2 separate regions of the Homo sapiens genome follow, and region 1 is linked to region 2. The links are chromatin loops, found by intact Hi-C in ENCODE. Cell type or tissue: CD4-positive, alpha-beta T cell. All regions are shown on one strand. Each heading gives the region's core, and the rest is flanking DNA. Links, peaks and the distances in the headings are about the cores only.

What was found. Hi-C counts contacts between places; a loop is a spot of excess contacts. Peaks named below come from ENCODE experiments on the same cell type or tissue, not always from the same donor. Only the 100,000 strongest peaks of a DNase experiment are listed, where the experiment ranks them.
Region 1: it touches region 2 in a loop (20-fold over the local background); 4 of 110 quality-filtered maps call a loop at or near these places.

Annotation. Positions count from the first base shown.
Region 1 is chr19:29,591,591-29,602,574 of GRCh38, reverse strand. No RefSeq gene overlaps it. Among named protein-coding and RNA genes, the nearest start is that of POP4, 9.2 kb to the left of the region's middle. RefSeq lists enhancers at 5,615-6,115, 6,116-6,616. In CD4-positive, alpha-beta T cell, for the core only: CTCF peaks have their summits at 4,916 and 5,136; no DNase peak of the experiment used is centred there; H3K27me3 peaks cover 318 bases.
Region 2 is chr19:28,461,818-28,472,801 of GRCh38, reverse strand. It overlaps the pseudogene LOC100420587. Among named protein-coding and RNA genes, the nearest start is that of ERVE-5, 140 kb to the left of the region's middle. In CD4-positive, alpha-beta T cell, for the core only: a CTCF peak has its summit at 6,530 (motif pointing left); a DNase peak (open chromatin) is centred at 6,481.

The DNA.
Region 1 (10,984 bases), core at 895-8,894, 1.1 Mb before region 2:
TGTTTCTCTTTTCTAAATTGCATTTGGTGAAAAGACTTTAATTTTTTTCTTTTTTATAGCTATAAATGATAAACTTTCAAACATGGATACACATGTGTTTTCCCAGTAGTGGCTTTGTGAAAGTTCCACGAGAAGTCAATGTTTGATGGAATCATTGCAGGTGACTCCCCTCCGACCTCCAGCAATTTATTATGAAAAACTTCAAATATACAGAATAATGGAAACATTTAAACAGTGAACACCCATATGCTTTTTGATTCTACAATTCACACTTTGTTGTATTTGTACAGGTTCCTTTTGATTGTTGCTCTGAGACATTCAGGCTGCTATTCTGAGTATTCAAGAAAAATCTCATATGTAAGCTCAAAAAGATTAAGCCTCAACTATTAAGTAAGTGGGTATCCACGAAAATTAGGACTTCTGTAAATAAACACAACTAAATTTACAGAAACCATTTATCTAATAGCCTCTGACAATATAGTGGAGAAGTATTTTTTTGTGTATCCCCTCTCCTCCACTTTCGGATTAAAGAAAAACATTATTTCTAGTTTTTTTTTTTTTTTTTTTTTTTTTTTTTTTTTTTGAGATGGAGTCTTACTCTGTTGCCGAGGCTGGAGTGCAGTGGTGCGATCTTGGCTCATTGCAGCCTCTGCCTCCCAGGTTCAAGGGATTCTTCTGCTTCAGCCTCCTGAGTAGCTGGGGTTACAGGTGCTTGCCACCACGCCCGGCTATAATTTTGCTATTAGTAGAGACAGGGTTTCACTATGTTGGCCAGGCTGGTCTTGAACTCCTGACCTCAAGTGATCCACCCGCCTCGGCCTCCCAAAGTGCTGGGATTACAGTCCTGAGCCACCGTACCTGGCCTCTAGTAGGTTTTTTTTTTTTTTTTTTTTACCGCTGAAAGGTCATGATCCTGAATACCAGCAAACCTGCAATAAGAACATGGAAGCCTTCATTGTCAGTGAAAATTTTAATCCACCAAGTCAATGAAGTCAGTATATATATGTACATGTATGCACATCTGTTTGTGTGTATTTGTGTGTGTATATAAATATACACAGTTTTTTTCTTGCTTTTTGGGTATCTATATCAGGTACATTTGAGAGGGATGAGGCCTGTATGCTTTTTCTACAGGAAGGCCTTGTCTATAACATGGGTTGCTAACAGCACCTTCTTCCCAGGGTGGCCTGGAGCACTCAGCAAGATGATGCATGTTTAAACAGGGCCTGGCACAGGTAATACAGCTTGAGAGATGGTAGCCATCATTATCTGTGTCCTCACTAGGACAGAACAGTCCCTGAGGCTCAAGATTACATGCTCCCCTGGCTCTGCTATGCCCTTGATCCAGACGTTGTGTATTGACGAGGAGGGCTGGTGAGGGTGGTGGTGGAGAGCCTGGGCACAGCGACATCAGCCCTCAATCATTCCTCAGGCCTAATAGTGCCACAGAGATAGGCGGTAAGGTGCCAGCGCTAACACTGGACACTTCTGCTGGTCAAACCCTCTCCTGCTGGGTGATAGGCACTTTGTCTACAAGAATCAAAGAACTGGTGCTTGCCGGAAGACAGCGTATCAGCTCTTTGTAAAGAGGCAGCGCTGCGCCCTAAGTCAGTTTAAGACTAACCATTTGGAATTCTGACAGCGGGGACTCTTAAAACTTCGTGTGTCTGGTCACATATCAGTCTCTGAAATCCAAGTTTTCTAGTCTTTCAGCCTCCAAAAGTCACTCTTTAAGGCTAGCTTGATCCCAAATGTATAAAATGCAACTATAGATTTCTTCCAGCTCCCTGGCCCGGTGTTACTCTGTGAGCTGATTGCACTGAGGAAAGCATAGTTTCGGCTAATGGAGTGTCTGTCTGGATAAACGTAGGGCTCTCTGTGTCCTAAGAGAGCTTCTTCACTGCATTTCTCAGGTTTGCTGAGACACTTGAAGGGTTTGCAGAAAGTCACTGCAGGCTGCATGGGAGTGTGTGCATGTAGCTAGCACCTCCTGCCACCTATTTTGACCTGTGCTTAACTCTGGGAAAGCAGCCATTGACTCCAGACCTAGGGGCTATGTGTTTATATTCGTATAAGTCTGTTTAGGTCAAAATATGGGAAAGTAAGAGAGAAAGGACCTGATGTAAAATCACCCAAACTGGAATTGGGGCACAGCAGGGAAGCACAGAGATCTGGCTTTGTGGTGCCTGAATCCCAAAGCCATGCTGCGGGCAGGGGACACACCTCCCCTTCAAGATATTTGAAGCCAGGCTGGGAGCAGTGGCTCACGTTTGTAATCCCAGCACTTCTGGAGGCTGAGGTGGGAGGGTCACTTGAGGCCAGGAGTTTGAGACCAGCCTGGGCAACATGTGAGACTCCATCTCTACAAAAAAATTAACAAAATAAAAAATTAGCCAGGCGTGGTGGCACACACTTGTAGTCCCAGTTGCTCTGGAGGCTGAGGTAGGAGTACTGCTTGAGCCCAGGAGGTCAAGGTCAAGGCTACAGTGAGCTATGATTGCAACTGCACTCCAGCCTGGGCAACAGAGTGTGACCCTGTCTCAAAAAACGAAAATGATTTGAAGCCAGAGGGGATCTGAAGCTATTTAAACCTGATTCTGTGCAGAGGTCAACCCCTCAGCAAAGCTTCCTGAAAGGAAAAGGGGTGCCTTTTCTGGGAGATGGAAAGACCCTTTGGTCTTCTCCAGTCTCTGCTGTTCTTTAATATACAACATCCAGCTTGAAATATAAAAAACAGTGTATACGACACCCACAGAAACAGGACACTGTGACCCACAATCATGGAAAGAAAGTCACTAGAGCAGAAGCGTAGGTGACCCAGACGCTGAACTGGAAGACGAGGCCTTTAAAATACTATTATAAATAGATTAACAAACTTAGAGGGAAAGATGGGTCAAACAGGTGAGCAGATGAGGAATTTTCAGCAGAGGCATGGAAATTCAAAGCTAAAAAATACTTTCAATGTTCCCTGTGATGGTAAATACCTGCATGTTCCGATTTAACAAATTTTTTTTCCTTAGAGACAGGGTCTTGCTCTGTTTCCTAGGCTAGAGTGCAGTGGCTTGATCATAGCTTACAATAGCCTCGAACTCCTGGGCTCAAGCAATCCTCCCGCCTCAGCCTCCTGAGTGGCTGGGACCATAAGTGCATGTCATCACGCCTGGGTAATTAAAAACATTTTTGTAAAATTGGGGGTCTCACTACGTTGTCCAGGCTGGTCTTGAACTCCTGGCCTCAAGCAATCCTCCCACCTTGGCCTCCCAAAGTGCTGGGATTACAGGCATCAGCCACTGCACCCAGGCCGACTTAACACTTTTGTAACTACTGAGAATACTTCCCCAGACCATATACCCTCTTCCTATGTTTTTTTTTTTGTTTTTTGTTTTTTGTTTTTAGCTTTTTTTTTTTTTTTGAGACAGTCTTGCTCCATCACCCAGCCTGGAGTGCAGTGATGCCATCTCAGCTCACTGCAACCTCTGCCTCCTGGGATCTAGCGATTCTTCTGCCTCAGCCTCCCGAATAGCTGGGACTACAGGCATGCGCCATCACACTCTGCTAATTTTTGTACTTTTAGTAGAGATAGGGCTTCACTATGTTGTCCCGGCTGGTCTCAAACTCTTGACTTCAAGTGACCTGCCTGCCTGGGCCTCCCAAAGTATTGGGATTATAGGCGTGAGCCACCTTGCCCAGCCACACTCTTCCTTTGTAATGATCTGATAAATATTTATCTTCCTCAAGCCCTGAAGCCTCTTTGGGGCCCCGTGTCTAGCTTATCACATGAAGGAATCCCTGGGGACCCCTACCAACCTCCCTGCAGCCCAGGTACCACTGGTGCTAGAGAGAGAGGGACCCTGGGAGAAGCTCTCTGGGTGCTCTGGGGCCTGAAGGCTGCTTCACTGCCAGGAGCCCTCAGCTGTCTGAGGCTTCAGGGGCTTCAGCTGTCTGAAGTGCTGGGACATGGAGATTGTCAGCTTGTAGAATGCCCCCTTTCTGGTCTGGACACAGTGTCATTTCCATCTTCTCCATGCTATCACTAGTTCTGTGGTCCCGGCCACTCAGAAGGCTGAGACGGGAGGGTCGCTTGAGCCCAGGAGTTCGGGGCTGCATTGAGCTATGATTAAGCCACTGCACTCTAGCCTGGATGACAGAGTGAGCCTTGTCTCTAAGAGGGGAAAAAAAATGAAAAATGTTAAATCTGTGTGTGCAGGCATTTACCATTACCTCATTCCTGAGGCTTCAACCCTGCCTGTCAATGCACAATTCCGAGGACCGGCCCTCATTTCATACCTGGCACTTATCTGCAGAGCAGCAGGGGCCGGGGCTGGGGTGCAGCTGCTCTCTTTGTGAGCTTGAGGAAGTTCCCCTGTTTCTCTTGGGTCTTTAGGCTTCTTGAGGATCCCCAGAAGCCGTGAGCCTCTGGATGGAGGATACAGCTTTAGCACCCACCTGGCGGCCCCCGTTGGCCTTTCCTTTTGGAGCACTGGTGGCTTTGAGGGTTGCCCCTGGCTTCTTCCCATCGGGAACCAAATGGTAAAACATGACCCAGCATTGCAATACTGAAAATTGGGTTATAATTCTCAGATTGTTAGGTTTCTACCATCTTATATTCTATTCAAGAATGTAAGGAACTCTGAGCGGGTGCAGGGGCTCACGCCTGTAATCCCAGCACTTTGGAGGCCGAGGCGGGCAGATCACTTGAGGTCAGGAGTTCGAGACCAGCCTGGCCAATATGGTGAAACCCTGTTTCTACTAGAAATACAAAAATTAGCCGGGTGTGGCAGTGCTCGCCTGTTATTCCAGCTACTCGGGAGACTGAGGCATGAGAATTGCTTGACCCTGGGGGGCAGAAGTTGCAGTGAGCTGAGATCGTGCCACTGCACTCCAGCCTGGGCAACAGAGTGAGACTTGATCTAAATAAATAAATAAATAAATAAACAAATAAATAAGGCTTCTTGACACCTGGACAAGAACTGCCTTTAATACTAATTTGGCCATTTGGACCGTGACGGGTTATTTTGGCATTTATATTTATTGGTTTACATATTTTCTCTCCCAGGGAGGTCTTGGAATATTAGACATAAAAGGTGCTCAAGGTTTGCAGCGGTGTTCTCTGGTCTGTCACTTGATGGCATTCTAACACAAGGAATGAGACAACGGCTTGCAGCTTCTTTCCTCAGTCTGGGAATTATTTCCCTCCACACCTGTCAAAAATCTGGTTTACTGGCCACTTCAAAGAATCACAGCCGTTGTGACTAGAAACTGCAGACATCCAGAAGCTGAGGGCATTTCTCTATAAACAATGTAACTGGTTTTTGATCAACACCTCCAGAATAGGCAGGACAGAGTCAAGTGGTTTAAATAAGATAGAGGGCAAAAGGAGAGAGAAATTACGAGACCCTGGGGAAGAGGTGGGATTGTCGGTTACATTTGGAAATTGATGGTGTGTCAGCGAGGCGGAAGGAGGGTGTGGGGGTGCTTCCAGATGGCAGGATTCACAGCTAGATTGTGGCAGTTACGAGACAGGGCTGCTTTGAGGAAGGTGAGGGATTGATTTCCACTCCTGTCTTTTTTTTTTTTTTTTTCTTTTGGAGGTGTCCTTTACCCCTTTCTCTATGAAGTGATTTTCTGCCCAGTGACCTTGTTATTACAATGGAAAGAGACACTCATACCGCAGAGTAAATAATACAACACTGGGCAGTGAGGTATAGACATGAGCTCATGAATTTCATGTGACAAGTGTCCTTTTCCATATAAAGGTAGAAACTGAGACAAAAGGAACTGAAGTTACTTAGCAAAATTGCCACCAATTAAGCCTCATTTTTTGAGGTTAGTGACTATCTGGTGATATTTGTTGGTGACATCTGGGTTAGGAGACTAGATTGCAATTTTCCCTCCTCCTTATCAAGGAAAAGCAAGTAATTGTGGAGGAGAGGCCAAAAGCAGAGGGGACGGCAGGAATGGTAAACTCTGCCATGCTGTTGTCACAGTGCTGCCTGTCACCATCGTGCATCCGTAGTGTGGGTGCCGGGCAGATGCACAGACAGTGTTCGAGAAACAGTGCATGAATGACTGCCTGAAATCAACTGAAAGGCACCAAAAAGGTGGCTTCCTAAGCAGTGTCATTCCAGGGTATCATAAATGCTGGTCCCCCAACCCCAACGGTGTACCAAGCTGGGAGGCCCTGCTCCAGTGAACCACAGTGCTTGACATTCAAACAATGGAGAGTCATTCTTTTAGATGGAGCCATTGCTTTCTGCAGGGTTTTATTTTGAAATGCAAATACCCCCAGCGTGGGTAATAAATAAACCCTGCAGTGTGACAAGGTGAGCCTCTTGCTGGGCAGCTGAGGCATGACTAATGGAGTCGCGCTGGGGGCAGGGGGTGGGGGCAGTAGGAGCCCTGGGAGGAGATAAAAAGCAGGGAGACTTGAGATTGGTAACACGTGGACAATTTCACCCTTTTGCCTTCACACTGGAAACCTGGAGCTAGAATTTCCTCTGCCGTGGACAGACTCCCAGAGAGCTTGACTTACCTCGGTTGGATATAACTGGGGAGAAGTAAATTGTTTTCTTTCCTTATTATTCCCTGGTCCACCTCCCACAGAGGATCCCAATAAACTGTGGCACAAAGACAGTGGCCTAGAGGGGGTGGACGTGGGGAGCCCACTGGTTCCTGCCACTTCTATAAAGTGGGCCACCGGGCCTTACCTAGCTGTGGCAGGCACTGAGTTCTGTCTGCCCCGAGGCTGGTTGCCATAGGAGGTGCCTGATTTCCCCTCTCTCTTGGAGAAACATGGGATTTCCTTGGAAGCATGGAGCACAAGTTTCTCATTGTGCTTGAAAGACTGTCTGTTATTAATGTGAATCCCCAGCAGAGAACAGGCCCTGAGGTCTATTGGAACTGCATGCATAGAGGCGCATCAATCCACCCTGATGCCTGGGGATGCCCTTCCTTTTTTCCTTTTTTTATATTAGGTCATTGATCAGCAACATTGATCAGAAAAAAATTATGCCTTGTTGGCCATATTCTTGGATGAAGATCAATGATGTTAATTCTCAGTACATCAATTCGCGTACCGGGCGCTAATTGGAAGGGATGAAGCTGTGTGATGTATCACTGTGTAGGGCCCAGGGCAACCACATCCTCGGAGGGGGTCCAGGAGATTTGATTTGACCAACCTACTCAACACATGAAGCCAGAAACTGCACCTGGCAGACGGGCCCTGAAGACAGAGGTTTAAAAGCCGTTCCTATCCCCTAATACCAGTGATGCTTGATGCTCACTGGGCGGCAATGAGGAGGAAAAATGACACAGCAGAACTTTGAGCAGCCTCGGCTCCTTGTGCTCCAGAGAACAGCCTCCTCCTTCTTCCCCTGCAGCAGGCATTTTCTTTCCCAAACCCAATATTTTATCACCACTGTGAGAAAACTTTAAATTGAAAGATGGAAATTGACTATATCAAATATAGAGAGAGGCAGAAATAATCCAACGGCAAAGGCTTCCAGGGTTTTATTTTTTATTTGTATGTATTTATTTACTTATTTATTTACTTTTGAGATGGAGTCTTGCTTTGTTATCCAGTCTGGTGTGCAGTGGTGTGATCTCGGCTCACTGCAGCCTCCCCCTCCTGGGTTCAAGCAATTCTCATGCCTTAGCCTCCTGGGTAGCTGGGACTACAGGCATGAACCACCATGTCTGGCTAATTTTGTATTTTTAGTAGAGGCGGGGTTTAGCCATGTTGGCCAGGCTAGTCTTGAACTCATGACCTCAAGTGATCCACTCACCTCAGCCTCCCAAAGTGCTGGGATTAGAGGCGTGAGCTACCGTGCCCAGCCCCTAGGGTTTTAGATTGAGTGTTGTTGACCTATTGCATTTTTTTAAATGCCTGTGTGTGTGTGTGTGTGTGTGTGTGTGTGTGTGTGTGTGTGTGTGTCTTTATTACTGTGGGCCTGAGGAACTGTCACCTTCATGAGTAATACTTGTTATGGTCCGAGAGCAGGTGCAGAGTGTTTTGACAGCTGGCCAGGAAGAGTGGATCGGAACAGCCTCACTCGCTGGGCTGTAGGATTCTCAGGTGTCAACGCCTCTGCTGTGGAGTTTGCCGCATTGACCCAAGACAATGCCCTTCAGACGAGGAGTGGCCGCCACAGACAGTGGGTCCAGCTGGAATCACGGACTCTAGTCCAGCATGGCCATTGCTCTGGCAGCTTTTCTAGGAGCAGGTTTTTGCTGAAACTTCTAGATTATCAGACACTAAGTTGGGGAGATCCCGTACCCGTGACAACTCACCTCTTTACCACATTTGTCTGATGTTGATTGTCTTGGAAGAATATCTATGACTCCTGGGTCTAGGGCACCCTAACATTTTCGTTTTCCAATTGCCCGTTTGACTGCAACAGGGTAGGGGATTTTCCAGCAGAAATTATTGTTGTAATAACCAGGTGTTATTTGTAGTGGGACCAAAAAGGTAAGACATTAGGTTTAGATGAGCTCAAAAGGGAATGTGTTCAGATGATGTCACCAATTTGACCCTCAGGGTGCACTGGGTGCTTGAGGGAAGAGGTGAGGTGGGCTTCTGCCTCCTTGCGATTTTTCATGCACTCTCAATAATGCTGCCATTCCCCACCCAGCGGCAGGAGGCTGAGCCTGCCGGTGCTGGAGGTTCCCCTTGGCTTGAGGACGTAAGGAGTCCCTTGGGGCTGTGGGATAAGTCAGTAGGTGTGAGTGTCCTGGGAGCTTTTAGGCATCAGGACAGCCCGCCATGGGCTGAAATGTGCCCCTTCCCCAAATTCCTATGTTGAAGCCCTAGTCCTTAATGTGGTGGTGTTTGGAAATGGGGTCTTTGGGAGATGATTAGGTTGAGATGAGGTCATGAGGGTGGGACCCTCATGATGAGAGTAGTGTCCTTTTAAGAAGAGACAGCAGAGCCAGTGTGATGGCTCATGCCTGTAATCCCAGCACTTTGGGAGGCTGAGGCAGGTGGATCACTTGAGGTCAGGAGTTCGAGATCAGCCTGGCCAACATGGTGAAACCCTGTCTCTACTAAAAATACAAAAATTAGCTGGGCGTGGTGGCAGGCATCTGTAGTCCCAGCTACGTGGGAGTCTGAGGCAGGAGAATCACTTGAATCCAGGAGGCAGAGGCTGCAGTGAGCCAAGATCATGCCACTGCACTCTAGCCTGGGCAACAGAGTGAGGCTCCATCTCAAAAAAAAAAAAAAAAAAAAAGAGACAGCAAAGTGTGTGCTTGCTCTCTCTGCCGTGGAGGACACAATGGCCATCGGCTCCCTGATCTTGAACTTCCAGCCTCCAGGACTGTGAGAAGATAAACTTCTGTTGCTTAAGCCCCCTGTCTGTGGTATTTTATTGTGGCCTCCTGAGCTTCCTAAGACATTTTCCAGGGAGGTTCAGACCCCCATGTCCGCAGAGGAAGGTGATGATCTAGACTAGGAGGCTGTCAGCTATAGCTGAGAGGCAAGTTTGGCCAAGCCCTCCAGGCAGTGGCCCTGGGCCCTGAGTCTCGGGCTCTCCTTCTCTAGTTTCTCTTAGGCACACCAGGTTTCTCCTCTTTCTAACCTGTAGACTCCTCACTCAATTCCTGCTCAGAAAAAAAGGTCAGAGAAATTTAACTTTATCCTTAACAGATTTCTGCACATTTTGAAAAAAAGAAAAAATCCAACAAATGTCCCTCCAATGGAGTCTCACTCTGTCGCCCAGGCTGGAGTACAATGGTGTGATCTCGGCTCACTGTAACCTCCTCCTCCTGTGTTGAAGCAATTCTCCTGCCTCAGCCTCGTGAGTAGCTGGGATTATAGGCACCTGCCATCACGCCTGGCTAATTTTTGTATTTTTAGTAGATATGGGGTTTCACCTGAACTCCTGCCCTCAAGTGAGCCTCCTGCCTCAGCCTCCCAAAGGCTGGGATTACAGGCGCCAATGACACCCTTCTACAGCTAAAGGCAAATGTAATTTCTCCACTCAAGGACCAGCAGGATAAAACCTGGAATTCAGGGTTCTCCTATCAGGAGCTGAGACAGATCTGTGATTGTACCCTTTTTGCAAGCTGACAGGTGAGTCTGCCACAGTTTCATGGATGCTGACGGAAGACACAAGGCTCCTGGGTCAGAAACAAAGGGCTTTATTCTCACAGCAAAAGCAGTAGAGTACCAGCATTTTTGTGTACTGATTCTCTGAGTTCTAACTCCCCAGGGCAATGCAGAGGGCTGAGGGAAACTTCCCATGTAGGGGTTTCGTTCCAGGCAAGGAACTCTTAGTGTCCCTTACTTTTTAAATAGTGGGCTGTCAGTGTGCCTGCCCTTTGCAAATCTGTCTCTATCTTCCAAAGCTGTTCACTGTATAAATAGCCTTGAAAAGATAGTCTACCACAAGGGCCAACAGTGCCTCTGCTCATGAGATATGCAGAAATGTGAGACACTTATGAATTATCTACCAACATCCCCATGGCTTGTGCCCCAACCTTATGTCTCGTCACTCCATCTTACACTTCATGCTGGGTCATGACAGACTCCTTGTCACCTCTGTCTCTCTGGGCTGTTTGTTCATGAAGACTCAACAACTTGGATTATCCTTTCTTCCTTTCCAGCCACTCCCTGCACACCCTTTGAAATTCCCTCTGTGGAAAGCTTTCCCCATTAGACCATGAACCCCTTGAGGTTCCTGTGCCCTGAGGGGAGGTTGTGGTATATTTTCCCTGAACAAAGATCCCTTTCTCAGTTCTCCAAGACCATTTAGTCAATGACACACTAACCAATCCTGGGTGAATTCAGATTTAAGTGTAGCTGATCTTTCTGCATGAACATCTTGCTTAGCCGAATGAAAGCCTCTTGGGGACCGGGGCTCTGTGTTGGACACCTCGGCAGAGTGGCAGGCAGGTAGAGGACACATGTAAAGTCCTTGCTGATCAGCAGGTGGCTGGAAGCCTGTGGCTTAGCAGGGACAGTGAGTTGGCTGAGCAGACATGTGCT
Region 2 (10,984 bases), core at 1,569-9,568:
TGCATTTTTGATTTACACAAAAGCTGAGCTTGGGCTCTAAAGCCTGGCTACTCAAAGTGTGGTGTGTGCCCCAGCAGCCTCGCCTGGAGCTTGTTAGAAATGCAGAGTCCTAGGCCCTGCTTCTGATCTGTGGAAGCAGTCCCTGCATTTTAAGAGGGTCCCTTAGTGATTTCCTCTGTGATTCAAGCTGGAGAAGCTCCCACCTAGATCTTCTGTTTCTTCCTCTTTCTACTCGGTAATAGACGGTTCAGCTCTATCTGTGCTGCTCTGCGTGTAGCCTTCTGGTGCGTCTCATGGCTTCGTTTCTGTGATGTGCATCCACACTGCTTTCTTCTGCCTCCCCCTGTGATGGCACTTCTCTGGTGGCCATGATTATATTAACAGATTCTTGCCTGCTGCCAAGACAGGATTGTTAGCTCCAATTTGGAGCAATCAGATTCCTCCTCCAATGAGTTTGTGTCTTGGTATGAGCTGTGGCCTCCCAGCCTGAGGAAATATTTCTCTTGCTGGAGGGGAATAAAAGCATGAGAGCTGTGATGTGGGCCTAAGCTGGAAGAGTGGACAGGGAGAAGCCACAGGGGAGGGGCAGGGGTTAGTGTGACAATGTTCTCGTTACCTCCTGAGGTCCAGCAGCCAGCAGCTTCCCTGGTGTACTCTCCAGCCCCTAAAATGTACTCTTCCTTTTATTTTACCTTTTTGAATTTTTTTTATTGTGGTAATATATATGCAACACAAAATTTACCACTTTTACTATTTTAATGCATACAATCCAGTAGCTTTAAGTGCATTCACGTTGTCATGCAGCTGTCACCACCGTCCACTTCCAGAGCTTTTCCATCATTCCACACTGAAACTATGTCTCCCTTCCCCTTTTCTGAGGCCAGTTTGAGTAGGTTTTTAGTCTGTGTCTACCATGAACTCTAAATAAACTTTAGGAAGCAGGAATCCTTGGCCTGCCAGAAACTCATGAGTGATCTGAGGACAAGCCTGTGGGCCGGAAGTGACTTATCGATGAAGAAGGACCACGACTGCATCAGGAGTTCTCAACCTCAGTGCAGGGATGGGCTTCAGGCGGCACAGGACGTCTCCGAAATCAGATGGAGCACTGGGTTTAATAAGTGCTTATTTTGAGGGGAGAACCAACAGCTTTTATCAGCCTTTCAAAGGGTTTTAAAAGCTAAGAAATGTTACTAATTGATGAGTTTGATGATGACAATAAAATTGTGTTTTCTTTATTCCCACAACCACTCAGCCAAACTTCACAGCAAATATGTGGGCTTTTCCCACACTTTTTTTCAGTGGATCCCAACCGCATGTCCTACAAGTCAATTCTGCCACTATCTACTTGAAGTTAGGGCAGATCCCACAGGATGAGGGCTCAGTGCCACATGACTGCCCCACTTTGGACGAGAATTGCAGGTAGTAGGTTATCACCTACACTTTAGATCAACTGGCTTTAACTGGGGTTCCACAGTTTGCTAGCATGGCTCCCAAAACTCAAGGAAACACTTACATTTACCAGTTTATTATATTAATAATGGATATGGTGAAGAATGCAGATGAACAACCAGGTGGTGGGTCGCATACAGCCAAGGATGTGTGGAGGGCAGGGGGCTTCAGTGCCCCCTTCAAGGACCTTCCACACATACAGCAACCAGAAGCTTTCCAAACTGTCTTTTTGGATTTTTTGGAGGGCTTCATTACAAAAGCATAATTTGGGGGTTTTTTTGAGACAGTGTCTCACTCTGTGCCCCAGGCTGGAGTACAGTGGTGCAGTCATGGCTCACTGCAGCCTCAACCTTCTGGGCTCAAGCAGTTGATCCCTCTGCTCGGCCTTCCCAGTAGCTAGAACCACCACATCACCATATCTGGCTATTTAAAAATTTTTTTTGTAGAGACATGGGTCTCACTATGTTGTCCAGGCTGGTCTTGGACCCCTGAGCTCAAGGGATCCTGCCCTCCCCACTCAGCTTCCCAAAGTGCTAGAATTACAAGTGTGTGCCACTACATCCAGCCCAAAAGCCTGATTGACTAAATCAACTGGCCACTGGTGATCAACTCAACCTTCACCTCCTATCCTCTTCCCAGAAATCAAGGAGTGGGGCTGAAACTTCCAACCCCCTAATCACATGGTTGGTTCCCCTGCCAACCAGCCCCCATCCTGAGGCCACCCAGGAGCCCACCAAGAGTCACTTCATAAGAACCAAAGAGACTCCTGTTACCTAGGAAATTCCAAGGGATTTAGGAGCTCTGTGTTAGATAGTCAATGGCTCAGGAAATTACAAAGGTCTTAAGAGCTCTGTGCCAGAAGCAAGAGGCATGGGGTTAAAAAATATATGTATATATGTCTATTTCTTATTATATCACAGTGTCACAGATTATCTCTTCCTTTGTTAGGTAAAATGAGCCCTGGGGAGTCACAGCCACTTAAAACGCAGTCCGCGCTTTCAGTGAGTCTAGTTCTCAGAGGGGAAGGCTGTTAGTGGTGGGTGTGGAAGCTGGGAAATGAAGCCACTGGGGAAATAAGTTGGGGAAGGCTGCCTGGCAGTGGCTACCTTCAGGGTATGTCAGAAGAACCAATCTTGTTTTTAGTGAGTGCCCCAGGGAAACCTGCATGAGACTGGCAAGTTGTGTCCAGAGGACTTTCTCCAGCATGAGTACTGGGCCCATCTCCATCTGTTCTGCCTCCAGCACCCAGGACCGCTCTGAAGCTCTGTGAATTCAGCAGGCTGGGGATCCCCAGGCTGGGGCTTCCTGGGCCTGGAGTCACACATGCCTGCCTTTGAATTCTGCCTCCCCTCTTACGCTTGGAACCTCTGGAGGGTCACTTTACATCCCTGAGTCTCAAGTTCCTTATCGGCGGAATAGTGATAGCCAAGCAGCCTGCAATTAGACAGGGTTGTGAGTTTCAGAGAGGTTAACACGTGTGGGCACATCTTCAGTGGAAAAGTCAACGGAGGCCTGGCCCCTGAAGGTGTGCAAAGTCCACACCAGCGATGCACCATCCGAATGATCTTGAGCAAGATGCTTAAGCTTCCAGAGGCTCAGTTTTCTCATCTATAAAATGGGACTAATAATATTACCTATGTAACAGTGCTGCTCCAAAACGACATGAGGAACTCCATGTGTAACACTCAGTGTCTTACACATGGAACCTTCATGAAAACATGAGCTATCATGTGAGGCAATGCAGAGGTTGGGAAAATGAAGTGTTTTCCATAGTCTTTTTATTAGCAGACGTCACAAGCTTGTGGACAAATAAAAACTGTCTGTGGAGAGCTGACATGTTTTGTTTAGCTCAAAATATTGGGGAAAAAAAGTCCACTTGTCAACAGTGAAAAATGAGATTTCTCACGTTTAGAGAAGTCGTGAATTTCAATTTTAAAATATTTTGGAACAAAGTCAAAAGGTGTAACAGCCGTGGGCCGAAGCCAGGCAGTCGTGACTTAGAGGTGTGTGCGCTCCGCCTCCACCCAGCCGGCACTTCCGCAGCCTCCACTCAGCTCACTTTCCTGTGCGTGTTCCTGGCCTGGCCCCGTGGGCTTTGTGGTTTATGACTCTGTCTTAAAGGACTGTGTCCAGTGTAGATCTGGGATATAAAAAGGTTTGAATGAGCCTACAGCAAGCTGAGGCTAAAAGGATCAAGACTTTATAATGGAATCTAATATTTTAAAACAAGCTATTCTTATTTTCTTAGCTATAAAAGCATTTGATCAGCAGACTTGCCTTGCCTCCAGCCAGAGCAGCTCTAGCAATAGCTCAGCTGTCTGTGTTCCAGGAGCCCTGACTGCCTCCGCTGCTGCCACCAGCTCTGCAGACCAAGAGCCCCCACGTGTGGTGCTAAGTGACAGGAGGAACGGTGCACCTGGGCATGGCTGGGTCAGGTCCCCTGCAGCCCGGCTTTTCCTGTGGAGCCACGTGGTCTGCCAGTGTGGGGAGTCAGTGCAGACTTTGCCCAGGAGAGGCTGAGACAGCCAGTGCCTCCTGACCCTCCTTGGCTGACTGTGGCTCACAGCTCCTTGTGGCCTCTCTGGTGAGGTCCTAAGTGACTGAGCAGTCAGCTATGTTTTGTTGTGAGACTGTGACCGGCTTGGAATTGCACTGCTCAGTATTTGTTTTTGCTTTTTCTCTGCCCCTCTTTCTTCCTCATTCCTGCTTCTTTCTTTGGGATTGCACCTCCAACAAAGCTTTAGCCTGTAAGCTTTTGTCGTAGGCTCAGCTTTTTAGGGCAACTGGAATAAAGTGTACATGTTCATTGCAGACAGTCTGCAAAATGCTGAAAAAATAAAGACCGTAAAATAAATCACTCATAATCCTAACATCCAGTGATAGTCAAATCATTGTCACTGTGAGTCTTTCTCCTCCTTCTCCCCTCCTTCTCCCCTCCTTCTCTTCATCTTCCTCCTCCTCCTCTTCCTTTTTCTCTCTCCTCATTTAAACAGGTGAGATTAGGAGAATTAAGACTGAGATAAAATAGCTTGAAAAGACATGGCTTAGAGAGGATTTTATGCTTGTCTTGCTATAAAGAAGAAGGTTTTATAGTAAAGATGCTGAATAAAAGGACAATATATTAAATAACAAATTCAGAAAGAGAGGTTAGGTGCGTAAAAGAAGTTGAGACTGCCAGAAGCGTTCTGCACTGAAAGGAATTCCTAGGAAAGAAGGCTGTGGCATCCCCACTGAATGAATAAAGTATGGGGTTTCAGGGACAGGAAAAACAGAGAAAATCAAAGAAAGAGAGAGTACAGAGCTGCTCAGGGCAGCACCTTTTCTGGCAGAAGAAAAGCAGCCACAGAAAGCTGGCTCAAAAGGCAAGCACTTGATGGAAAAGAAGAGACAAAAATCAGAGAAGGAGAAGTAATGCAAATTGAGTTTATATATTTTTATTTTTATTTTTTTGAGATGGAGTCTCTCTCTGTCACCCAGGCTGGAGTGCAATAGCACAACCTCATCTCACTGCATCCTCCACCTCCCAGGTTCAAGCGATTCTTCCTGCCTCAGCCTCCCAAGTAGCTGGGACTACAGGCATGAGCCATCATGCCTGGTTAATCTTTGTATTTTTAGTAGAGACGAGGTTTCACCATGTTGGCCAGGCTGGTCTCAAACTCCTGACCTCAGGTGATCCACCTGCCTCAGCCTCTCAAAGTGCTGGGATTAGAGGTGTGAGCCACTGTGCCTGGCCATTTGTTGTTTATAAAAAAATTCATATATAATTAATCGTACTTTGAATTTTCATAAGAGGTTGTTTAGCAATGGGGAAAACAAATTTTAAATACATATGTGTCCTATGTAAATACATTTATGATAAGACACCTGTGAGTGTCAAAGGATGCCCTAGGTCTGTGGACATGGAGGCTCTATAAGGCGAATATAATAACAGCAGTACAGGCGCCCCTAGGCTGAGTGCTTCCTCACTGGTATTGTTTGCTAATTGTTTCTGGAGGTGACTAAGGATGGATGGCAATAAAAGTTTGGGGGAATGTATTTTTGATTGACCCCAAAATGGTTTTGCTGTTAAATGAGGTGAGCATAATGTAGGGTTTATTCTCCTCAGGAGGACTCTATAGATTTTCATATCCCATTTACATCAATAGCAGGATAATTTATCTTGATTACAGGGAATACTGAGGGAAGTAATTGTCATGTGCTGCTTATTATAGTGCTTCCAAATAAATCCCAAACTCCACGATATAGAGGTTTTAAAACCAGCCACAGGGCGTGCACGATGGCATTGGTTTCAATAATCAATAGTAAATGATCCATGAATCAGAGATGCTTTCTTAGAGTGATCATAATGGCTTCTATTCCTTTCCTTTCCAGCTCATTAACGATCAGCTTTTAAAAACATGTCCAACCTGGGTGGCACTTTCATAGGGAGGAGCTGCCGCCTGTGTGTCAGAGCCCGGAGTACTGGGTGACCGCAGGCCAGATGCACAGCCAGGAACTCCGCCCAAATCAATGGCCTCCTGTACATTTTAGGTAACACCTCCTAACCTGTGTTTTGGTCTTTTGTTTTGTCAGGATAGCCACTGAGCAAGCCTGTAAGGCTATTGGTCTGCCCATTCTGGTTTCTTCACCAATGAGAAAACTGGGACCTGGGGAGTTTGCAGAAGCCATCCAAGGGCACCTGCTTCTCACAGCACAGCAGCTTCCTGCAGCCCTCCCTCCTGTCTTGTTTCTCCCTTAATTGAGAGGAGAGGCCAGAACCAGATGCAGGCAGTTCCAACAGTAATGAATTGCTCTAAGGTGTGGATCCAAGAACCGGTGACAAGGTCAGGAAATTCCATCCCGGGACACTGACCCAACTAAGAGACTGTGCATGATGGCTAAGTTCAGAGCTCTGAGGAGATGGTAAAACTCATTTGCAACGAAACAAGATATTTTCCAACTCTGCAGCCAGGTGAGTAGGGTGTTTGCTTTATTGGAAATTGGTTTCTGAAATATTTGGCGGAGGAGGCTGTGAAAGGTGTTGGCAGATGTCAAACAGCACCCCCTGGTGGAATGCAGTGGCCCTGAGTCTTGGTCTGGCAGCCTTTTTTTTTTTTCAATTGTGTAAATTTAAGATGCACAACAAGATGTTTTGATATACATATTTATAGTGAAGTGATTATTTACAGATGACCAATTTAACATATCCATCTCCTTCTATAGTTTCCTTGAGTGTGTACACACTAACAGCACCTAAAATCAACTCTTTCAGTAAATTTTCAATATACTCTACAATATTAGTAAGTGTAGTCCTCTTGCTGTACATTAGATCCCCAGACTTATTCATCCTACATAACTGCAAGTTTGCACTCTTTAACCTACATCTCCCCACCATTTCCTTGCCTTCCCTACCCCTGGGAGCCACTTTTCTTCTATTCTGTTTCTTCCTTCTTCCTTCATTCTTGTTTCTTCCTTCTTCCTTCTTCTCTCCTTCTCCTTCTTGTTCTTCTTCTTCTACTACTTCTTCCTCTTCTTTTTTTCTTCCTCCTCTTCTTCCTCCTCCTCCTCTTCTTCTTCTTCTTTTTCAGACTCCACACCTCAGTCGACTCCACATCTCAATGAGATCATGCAGTATTTCCTGTGCCTGACTTACCTCACTTAGCATAATGTCCTCACCCAGTCTGGCATCAGGCTGCAGCCAGCTCTGCCAGCAGGGCCAGGGGCCTAGATGGACAGCTGGTCAGGGAAGCCTGCTGGATGCCCCCTTCCCCTCAGCTGCACCTGGGCCCCAGGGGCTCTGGCCTCTCCTGGGGGATCCCATCTCATTCAACCCATGAGCAGTGGAGGAGGTGGTGCAGTGAGCCAGGAGAGTGTTCCAGTCATTTTGACTCATAACTTACACATTCTTGTCCAGCACCTCCTGTGCCTGCCCTGCATCCTCTCAGCCCCACCTCTGACTCCAGCCACAGCTCAGACACGTGCTCTGTGGGCTTTCGCCTGCTTCCCATGGACAGTGGCTCACCCCAAAATACGCTTTCTCTGAGGGCTTTGGAGAGACAGGGGGATCCCATCATGAGGAGTGCTGGAAGAGGTCTTTGTGCAGCCCCAGTGCTCCTGCTTGGTGGCCCCTCAACCCTCCCACTGTTCCTCCACTCTCCCATGTTAGGGCCCCTTCTCTTTGGGCCCCCATTCAAATCTTCATATATATATATATATATATATTTATATTTATATATATTTATATTTATATATTTATATATATATATATATATTTTTTTAATTCATCAGGGCTCTTGGCTGTTACTTCCCTCTGGCCTGGCCAGAGACTCACTTATGTGATCTCATGAAGATTGGCCCATCATGCTCAGCCACCTTCCGGCAGCCACGAATGGGGAGACACTTTGACATTCCATTTGCCCGTTTCGTTGCTCCTCTCCTGACTTGGGAGGGAAAGAAAGCAGTTTAGACATATGCTTTGGTGTGTGATATGAATTATGCCACTTTCTCCCTTCACTCTGTAACTTTAGAAATGTTTCAACAGTCATTTATATTTGTGTTAAAGCTCACTGAGTTTCACTTTCCTCAACTGAAATTTACCAAGTGCCTGGGCTTTCCCAGGCCTCGTGCTCCAACAAGTCATAATAAAGTAAATTGGCAGCTACCAGATAGTGCTGCAGTGCTGACGAGCCAGTGCGCAAAACGCTTCAGAAGCACAGAGGAGGGAGGGAGGGTCGGGCTGGGGGCACCAGCTTCACCCTGGGAAGTCACCCCCCAGCCCTGGCCCTCCCCATCCCAGGCAGGCTCCACAGGAATTAGTGTCACCTCATTCCCCCTCCCTGCTGTCATTGTCTTTTCTGGAAGAAGAGGCTGTGAGGTCCTTGCCAAGCTCAGCAGGTTGGCAAGGGACCCCGTCATTCCTTCTTTGTCATTCCCCTGATGATGGGGTTCTATTTCCCAGGGCAGGTGCTGGGGAGGCAGGTGGAGCAGAGAGAGAGGCTCATTTCCACTGAGGAGAGAATGCCTTCCAAAGGTCCCTGCCTTTGGATTCAGTTTGCTGCTCTTCTGCTTGGGAACCAGCTCTACTGTGGGCAAGGCAGGGATTCTGCATGAGGAAGAGGGTGCTTACCCCCCCACCCCATAGACACTGCTGAGGGCTGCCAGGAGGAGGCAAGCCAAGGCCCTTCCAGCTCTGCCTTTGAGGCCCGTGCCATGCTGAGACCCTCTCCAGGCACAGGGGCCAAAGCACAGGGCTAGGACTAGGATGTGCTAGGCACATCTAGAGACAGGGTGTGGTTCTCCACTCTCCGGGCCTGTTTTCCCACCTTAAAAATAGGGCAGAGAGAAGCCTTGACTATCAGATTTGTGGGTTCCCACCCAGTTCCTCATGCTTCGGGGCTCTGTGGCAGGTTAGAAGTGAAGGATTGTGGAATAAATGCAGAGGAAAAACACAGAAGTGAATAGAGATGAGAGGAAGTTGGCGAGGGGAAGAGAGAGGGGGAAAAGAGGCAGAGAAAAAAATCAAAGAGGAGAGAAAGTGGGAATGAGAGAGGAGAGAGAGAGTAAATGAACAAGAGAAGGAGGGAGAATATGAGTAAGTAAATAACAAGGACAGAGTACTGTCTTCCCTCTGGCTAGACTGCGCCCTGGTCTCCATGGTGATGGGATGCAGAGGGTTGGGGAAGGCTGCTCTCACCCCTCCTGGGGTGAAGCAGACCAGGTCACAGCAGCTGGGCAGGGCCTGACTTGGTGGCCTTCCCTGTGCTGTGCCTGCCTTTGGCTGGTGGCAGGGTGGGATGCACTCTGAGAAGATGCCTCTAACCATCGTTGTGGACATGACTGACACCCATCCCAGGTGGCGCAAGGATTGCCTCCTTGGTCTTCCAGAGCCCCTGGCACTGCCCCATTCATAGTTCAGCTCATTCTGGCCCCAGATTGCCTTCTCCTCCAGACTGCAAGCTCCTCCAGGGAGCTTTAGCTGGGGGTCCTTAGTTCTGTTGTACCATAGATGCCTTTGGGCAAAGCCAGTGGACCCCGTTTCTGAACAATTTTTTAAATGCATGTAGTAAAATACACAGAATTAACAAAATCAATTATATTGAAATATACTTATTAACATTAAAATGTAATATAATAACAGATTTGCTTTTCTAGTAATACATTATAGCAGCAGGTCTGATAAGCATCATAATTCCAACGTTGTGATCAGTATAAATGACACAGCATGATATCTGCAAAAACCGTGCTGTGAAATGGAGGCCTCTATGGCTTATATTGATGACAAGGTCCCAGGTACTAATAATACTATTAGGGACATGCTCAATTTCAGCTCGAGGTTGGTGAACACAAAAGAATAACTTTTGGCCAGGCACAGTAATCCCAGCACTTTGGAAGGCCGAGGCGGGCAGATCACAAGGTCAGGAGATTGAGACCATCCTGGCTCACATGGTGAAACCCCGTCTCTACTAAAAATACAAAAAAATTAGCCAGGCGTGGAGGCAGATGCCTGTAGTCCCAGCTACTCAGGAGGCTGAGGCAGGAGAATGGCATGAATCCGGGAGGCGGAGCTTGTAGTGAGCCGAGATCACGCCACTGCACTCCAGCCTGGGCAACAGAGAGAGACTCTGTCTCAAAACAAAAAAACAAAACAAAACAAAAAAAAAACAGAAAGAATCACTTTTTATCCACCTTCACAGACTCACCGAATTCTATTTGTGGACCCCTTGGTGGGGTCTTTGGACCCCAAGGAAAGCCCCTACTCATTCCCTATGCCTTCCCACCCCATCTTTCATCTCTCTTTCCCTTGTTACTCTGCCCAGTCCCCTGGCCTTCTGGCAGTGTCACTTTGTGTGTTTCTTTTTGTCCTGTTTTGTTTTGTTTTTGCAGAAAGAGTTTCACTCTTGTTGCCCAGGCTGGAGTGCAGTGGCGTGATCTCAGCTCACTGCAACCTCCGCCTCCCGGGTTCAAGCGTTTCTTGTGCCTCAGCCTCCTGAGTAGCTGGATTACGGGCACGCACCACTACGCCCAGCACATTTTTGTATTTTTAGTAGAGACAGGGTTTCACCATGTTGGCCAGGCTGGTCTCAAACTCCTGACCTCAGGTGATCCACCCGCCTTGGCCTCCCAAAGTGTAGGGATGGCAGTGCCACTTTGAATGCGTTCAGTGCTTCCTAAGTCAGGGTCTTCTCCCCTGGTTGCCCCTGCTGCCTAGAATGTTCTTTCAGCCCCTGGACCTGGTCCCTCACTCCTCACCTCAGCTCACCTCCTCAGAGCAGGCTCCACAAAGGTACCAGGCTAGATTTGGTGTTTCCTGTTTTTCTTGCTACAAAACTCAGTGTATTGCTTCTCTAGTACTTATTCAATTTATAATTGATCTTCAAACAAATAAACACAAAATAAACATATGTCCACCCGTGAAGACTGTGCTTTATGAAAGGATGGTGACCACATCTGTTTGGCCCTTTGCCTTAAATTCAGCTAGCAATATCTGTTACCTAGTAGAGACAGTACACGCCTGAAGAAGTGATGAATGAATGGATTTAAAAGGTTTAGACACTGT